Regions from separate parts of the Homo sapiens genome. Here region 2 is linked to region 1. Evidence: chromatin contacts called from ENCODE Hi-C data. All regions are on one chromosome and are shown on one strand. The core of a region is the stretch at or near the end of the contact, and the rest is flanking DNA. Distances in the headings are between cores, read along the strand shown.

Region 1 (3,147 bases), core at 394-2,893:
GAGACAGGGTATCTCCATGTTGGTCAGGCTGGTCTCAAACTCCTAGCTTCAGGTGATCTGCCCGCCTTGGCCTCCCAAAGTACTGGGATTACCGGCATGAGCCACCAAGCCCGGGCTAGATATGTAGGAACTTTAAATGCGTATTACTCACTGAAAAAAGCCAATCTGAAAAGTCTACATAAGGTATGTTTCCAACTATGTGACATTCTGGAAGAGGCAAAACTATGGAGATAGTGAAAAGTTCAGTGGTGATCAATGGTTAGGAAGGAGAGAGACAGGGATGAATAAGCAGAGCACAGAGGATTTTTAGAGCAGTGAGACTATTTTGTATGATACTGTAATGGTGGATACATGCCATTATTCATTTGTCCAAACTCATAGAATATACAACACAAGGCCGGGCGAGGTGGCTCATGCCTGTAATCCCAGCACTTTGGGAGGCCGAGGCGGGCAAATTGCTTGAGGCTAGGAGTTCGAGACCAACCTGGCAAACATGGCAAAACCTCGCCTCTACTAAAAATACAAAAATTAGCCAGGCGTTGTGGCGGGCGCCTGTAATCCCAGCTACTTGGGAGGCTGAGTCAGGAGACAGGAGAATCGCTTGAACCTGGGAGGCGTGGATTTCAGTGAGTCGGGATCGTGCCATTGCACTCCAGCCTGGGCAACAGAGAAACTCCATCTCAAAAAAAAAAAAAAAAAAAAAAAGAATATACAACACAAACGTGAACCCTCATTTAGTGTCAGAAACAGCAACAGCCTCCTGTAGGAAGGAGTAATCAGACGTTGTCAATGGAACCAACTGTATTGTCTTTTTGTTTTGTTTTGGGCTTGGTTTTTTGTTTTTTTGTAGAAATGGGGTCTCACTATGTTACCCATGCTGGTCTTGGAGGCCTAGGCTCAAGTGACCCTCCTGCCTTGCCCTCCCAAAGTGCTGGGATTATAGGTATGAGCCTCTGTGCCTGGCCCCAGCTATCTTCTTCACCTGTCATGCTTTGGACTCAATCACATTTTGGTTGTGTGGACTGGTTTAAGGGTTGTCAAGCTCACACATAAGACAAGGCAAGGGCCGGCCGGGCGTGGTGGCTCACGCCTGTAATCCCAGCACTTTGGGAGGCCAAGGCGGGTGGATCACAAGGTCAAAAGACCATCCTGGCCAACATGGAGAAACCTTGTCTCTACTAAAAAAAATTAGCCGGGTGTGATTGCACGTGCCTGTATAGTCCCAGCTACAGGAGTTCGAGACCAGCTTGGCCAACATGGAGAAACCTCGTCTCTACCAAAAAAAAAATTAGCCGGGTGTGGTTGCACGCACCTGTATAGTCCCAGCGACAGGAGTTCGAGACCAGCCTGGCCAACATGGTGAAACCTCGTCTCTACTAAAAAAATATGAAAATTAGCTGGGTGTGGTGGCGTACTATGCCTGCAATCCCAGCTACTCAGGAGGCTGAGGCAGGAGAATCGCTTGAACCCGGGAGGCGGAGATTGCAGTGAGCCAAGATCACCCCACTGTACTCCAGCCTGGCAACAGAGGGAGACTCTGTCTCAAAGAAAAAAAAGGCAAGGCAAGGGCCAAGAGCTGACTAATTTGGTTGGTAAAGAAACAATGAGTCATTCTAGATTTAGACATTTTATTACTTAGACAGCAAAAAGAAGACTAAACCTAGGTGAGAGCTCCCTGTGAATCATTGTCCCCAACACTAAAAATACAACACTGGCTGGGCACGGTGGCTCATGCCTATAATCCCAGTGCTTTGGGAGGCTAAGGCTGCAAGATCACTTGAGCCCAGGAGTTCAAGAACAACCTGTGCAACATAGTGAGACACCGTCACTACAAAAAATAAAATAAAAATTAGCTAGGCATGGTGGCAGGCACCTGTGGTTCCAACTGCTCAGGAGGCTAAGGCAGAAGGACTGCTTGAGCCCAGGATTTCAAGGCTTCAGTAAGCTGTGATTGCGCCATTGCATTTCCAATCTGGGCAACAGAGTGAGAATCTGTCTCAAAAACAAACAAAAAAACATGACAATGAAGCAAAAAGGGGCCAGATGACTGCAATGTGTGTTGTGGGACATTGTATTTGGGAGGAGTCCCTTCACAGCTACCACTTGGAGGTTTTATGTTCTGCAGCTTTATAGTATGCAGGATATATATTTATATAAATTTATATTTAATATTTATACAATGTGCATTTTATAAATTTTTATTTATGTATTATATTTAAAAGCAGTTTTATATTATGTGGGAGTGAGGCAGAAAGCTCCATTCCTCATCAGAGCCTGAGAGCCGATGGGAAATTGTCTCATGACAGCCTCCCATGGGAGAGTTGAGAGGTGGGACATGGCCTTGTAGGCTCAGGCCTCTTGTGATTGATCAGGCAATGACCTGGATTGGTCATTATTTGGAAGAAATCCAAGTTCAGACTTTTCAGGTAACTGGCTGTAAATTCCTAGAATCCTTATGTTGTCCTAGAAATTGCTTCACTTCCCTTAACCATTTCTTGCTAAGAGTGAGGAGGAATTAGCGGTAGTTCATTAGTTCATAAATTTAGCCTTTACGTGAATTGCAATATGCTTTAATTTTTTTTTTTTTGAGACAAAGTCTCACTCTGTCACCGAGGCTGGAGTGCAGTGGCGTGACCTTGGCTCACCACAACCTCCGCCTCCCGGGTTCAAGCGATTCTCCTGCCTCAGTCTCCTGAGTAGCTGGGATTGCAGGCATAGCACACCACCACACCCAGCTAATTTTCGTATTTTTTTAGTAGAGAAGGGGTTTCACCATGTTGGCCAGGCTGGTCTCAAACTCCTGACCTCAAGTGATCCACCCTCCTTGGCCTCCCAAATTGCTGGGATTACAGGCGTGAGCCATGGCGCCTGGCCTCCTTCTGGTTTTCTTTAGAAATTCCTGAGCAAAGATCTGTTCTGTGTGAAGTAAAGAGCTCTTAACCGGTGGATGGGCCTAACTCAGTTACAGCCAGGTTTCTGCCCAAAGAGAGCAGACTGAGTCAACAATCCTGCTTCAGGATGGTGTCCGAACAAGGCTTACTCCTGTTTGGGTATGCCACATGTTACTAGACATTAGGACAAATTAAGACTAACATTCAAAAAGTCAATAACCCACAGGAAGCCTGTGGACTACTTTAAAAATACTTT
Region 2 (3,147 bases), core at 470-2,969, 380 kb before region 1:
AGAGGAGTGTCTCACATTCATGAAAGACCTCCGTCCTTGCTTTGCTTGCCAGAATGCCAACTACATGGGAAGTTTGCCTTTTGGGTAACAGTAGGGCAAAGTGGATGTAGGGAAGAATGAGGGAAAGGGAGGAGAGTTAGCATTGCATAGCAGTTTAGAGCACAGATGTTGATAACAAGACCGATGTGGGTTCAAATTCCAGCTTTGCTATTTCTGAGCCGTGTGACCTTGGGTAACCTACTTAGTGTCTCTGAGCCTCGGTATCCTCATTTCTAAGACAGGAGCAGTAATACCGAGCTATCTCCCAGGGTCCCTGAGCAACTCAAATAAGCTAATATATGTGAAAGTATCTGGCACACATGTATAACACATGTGAGAGGGGATAATAAAAGAGGTAATGAATGTGAAAGTACTTGATAGATGATAACCATTCTTATTCCTAAATCAAAAGATGATCTGGGGTAGAAGGAGAGCAGTCTGGCTGATAGGAAAGATATGTGGGCGGTGTTGATGCCTCCCACCTGCAACCACATACAACTCTACTCTCCACTTCTGGCATTACCCATTTAGTGGGTGACCTACATTCCGGAATTTCCAGGACAGCCACAGATCTAGTCCTTCCCCTCAGGGGACCACGTGTCAGAGTTGGGGAAAGAGAGGGACTGTGGTCAAAGAACATATTCCTGGCCTCCCTGACCTGCACCCTCTGCATTTCTCTCCTTTCCTCTACTCGTCTTCAGTGGGGATTTGCTCAGACTTCTTTCATGTGAAATCAAACAGAACTAGAAAGGTAAATCTCCTGGGTGCAAAAAAAGGAAACAAAAAATCACCAGCTCCGTACAATACATTTGAACACCAAATAGAAATGGTTGAGAGATCACTGCCATTCTAGTTATCTGTGACACCCCTCCCCTCCCCACCACATCCCTTCTCCCGTCCTCCCCCATCCTCTCCCCCATCCTTTCTCCAGAGGTGGCTAGAGTTGAAAAAACATTTGTCTCTCAGCTGATCATCTGGGACTGAGGAGAAAGAGGAGAAAGCGAATGAATTATTTAAGTTCTGCAGTGTGTGTGTGTGTGTGTGTGTGTGTGTGTGTGTGTGTGTGTAGGGGGTTCAGCACCCCCCCCCTTTAATTAATGAACAATCTGGCCCATTGCTCCTCCCGTAAGTATGCAAAATAACTTCTTCATTTGAAATCCCTGTTGTTGAATGTACTCCTTGGGCACAATCACATTGCCGCCCCTTGTTCTGCATAAGAAACCGCTGTTTCCAAGATAAGAATCTTTTCATTTAGCTGTCATGAGCTCATCCTTTTTCCTGTGCATTGTGGCTCCTTCTCCTTTGAGTCAATACCCAAACAATGACTGCCTGTGCTCTGGCACCCTCCTACCCCCAGCCCCGGAAGACAGAAGGCTGAGGCCTCCGGAAGCCTGCCTAGGCAGGCAACCCAAATTCTTTTCAGGCCTCAGATGTCAAGAGGGCAAGCAATAAGAAGATCTGAGACCCCTGAAAATCTACTGGCTTTAAAGTAGACCCTGGGAAAGAAACTCTGAATAGTATGATGTGTGTGGTAGGGGGCGGACAGGCGCTGCCCTGAGATCATGAACTTAAACAGTCTGGGAAATGTAAGGAGAGGGAATAAGGACCCACAAATGTGCAAAGCTGCTGTGTCTCTCTTCCTCTGTCCCTGATCAGCAGACTGCATCCTGTCCCTGCCCTTTGGTTTGGAACAACCACGCCCACAGCAGAAACCACACAATGGCACTTGCACTCCAATGAGAAACTAGAGAGGCCTCAGATTCTGTGGAGTCCAAACCCTTTCCTCATTCTGTATGCGGGTAAATTGAGGCTTAGGGAGGGGAAGCAGCTTGCCTAACAGCACTCAGATCGTTGAAGAGGTGGGTGCTAAAACTCCAGACTCATGCTGTTTATTCTACCACACATGGCTGCCTCTGGAGGGAATCAATAACATTTGTGTACAAAGCACTGAGGAAAAAGACAAGATAGGAGATTAAATTAGATCACAGTAAGCTACAAAGCCTATACAAACAGTAGGGGTTTTATTGCTAGCTTCCTCATTTATAGGCATTGTTTTCAAAAGATCCAGGAGAATAACAAAACTTAACCTTTACCAGTGAAAAAGGACTCTGCAGAAGGCAGTGAGTTTCCAAGACAAAATGTATGTAGTCACTTTACCTTGGGGAATGGGGCTACGTGGTCACATCAGCTCAGCACTCGCTCATTATTTCCACTTTGGGGAGAGGAAATAATGCACCAAAGAAGCTTTAATTAAGCTATAGGTAACTAACATGTGTCCAGCAGGAGGCCTGGGGCACTGAGGCCCACAAGAAATAAGAATAAGAAAGGTCCTGCCTTTAGAGAGGTTATAAGCTGTTCGATAAGCTGTCTGGTCTCTGCAATTTGATCAGAAGCCCCTTCAGGGCCAAGCCCGTGTATCCCTGGTAACTTCCAGGAGAGGAAAGAGTTCCCAGCAGGCGCCCCCTTGCTGATTGGCTGGTTAAGTGGCTAGAAAAGACCTCTCACGCTGATTCTGTTGTGTTCCCAGTGCAGCTTTTTCTCCACGTTTGGTGTAAAGGAACCTTTATTACATTTCAAACAAACGGTTCCCCTGTGGCCCTGAGAAAGCTCCAGTGATTCCCAGAATGTCTGGCCACCTGTGGCCTTCAAGGTGGCGGAGAGCATTTTCCTCTTAGCCACCAGAAGAAGTAATGTTTCAATGCCAGTAATGATGTTGCTAAGAAAAACCACAGTCAGAAGGAAAGTTTTCCCTCACCCTCCCATCAGTTTGGGGGCAGTCAGAAATCTCACATCCTAGATAGAAAAGCAGCAGAAGAGGAAGTAGGAGACTTGGGTGCCCATCCTAACTTGGCCCCTTATTAGTGGTTAGACTTCAACAAATCACTTCTATCTCTTGGCCTCAGTCTTTTCATCTGTAAAACGAGGGCATTGACTTGAGCAAAGTTTCCCAAACTAAGGTTTGGAAGTCTGAATCTTTTCAATTGTGGGGTTGGAGTGAGGGGTAGATATAATATAATAAAAGAGATACTTGGTAGCAAAAAGACAAGAAACAATGGACTGGATGAACATTTTTTGTTATAATATTTCATGATTCCAGGAAATCCAGTT

Evidence for each region. Hi-C counts contacts between places; a loop is a spot of excess contacts on that map. Pooled maps may share reads with other maps.
Region 2: a map of mammary epithelial cell shows a loop between it and region 1 (7-fold over the local background). The contact joins two enhancer-like sites. A Hi-C loop is called at or near these places in 3 of 168 maps with a recorded cell type or tissue (K562, mammary epithelial cell and naive thymus-derived CD4-positive, alpha-beta T cell), 12 of 37 single-sample maps with no recorded cell type and 15 of 50 pooled maps.

Annotation. Positions count from the first base shown.
Region 1 is chrX:123,834,672-123,837,818 of GRCh38, reverse strand. No RefSeq gene overlaps it. Among named protein-coding and RNA genes, the nearest start is that of XIAP, 24 kb to the left of the region's middle. Within about 2 kb of position 1,643, at least 3 of the 41 ENCODE cell types and tissues checked have a DNase peak (open chromatin) inside an H3K27ac peak, as active enhancers do.
Region 2 is chrX:124,216,268-124,219,414 of GRCh38, reverse strand. No RefSeq gene overlaps it. Among named protein-coding and RNA genes, the nearest start is that of TEX13D, 110 kb to the left of the region's middle. RefSeq lists an enhancer at 678-2,438. Within about 2 kb of position 1,719, at least 10 of the 41 ENCODE cell types and tissues checked have a DNase peak (open chromatin) inside an H3K27ac peak, as active enhancers do.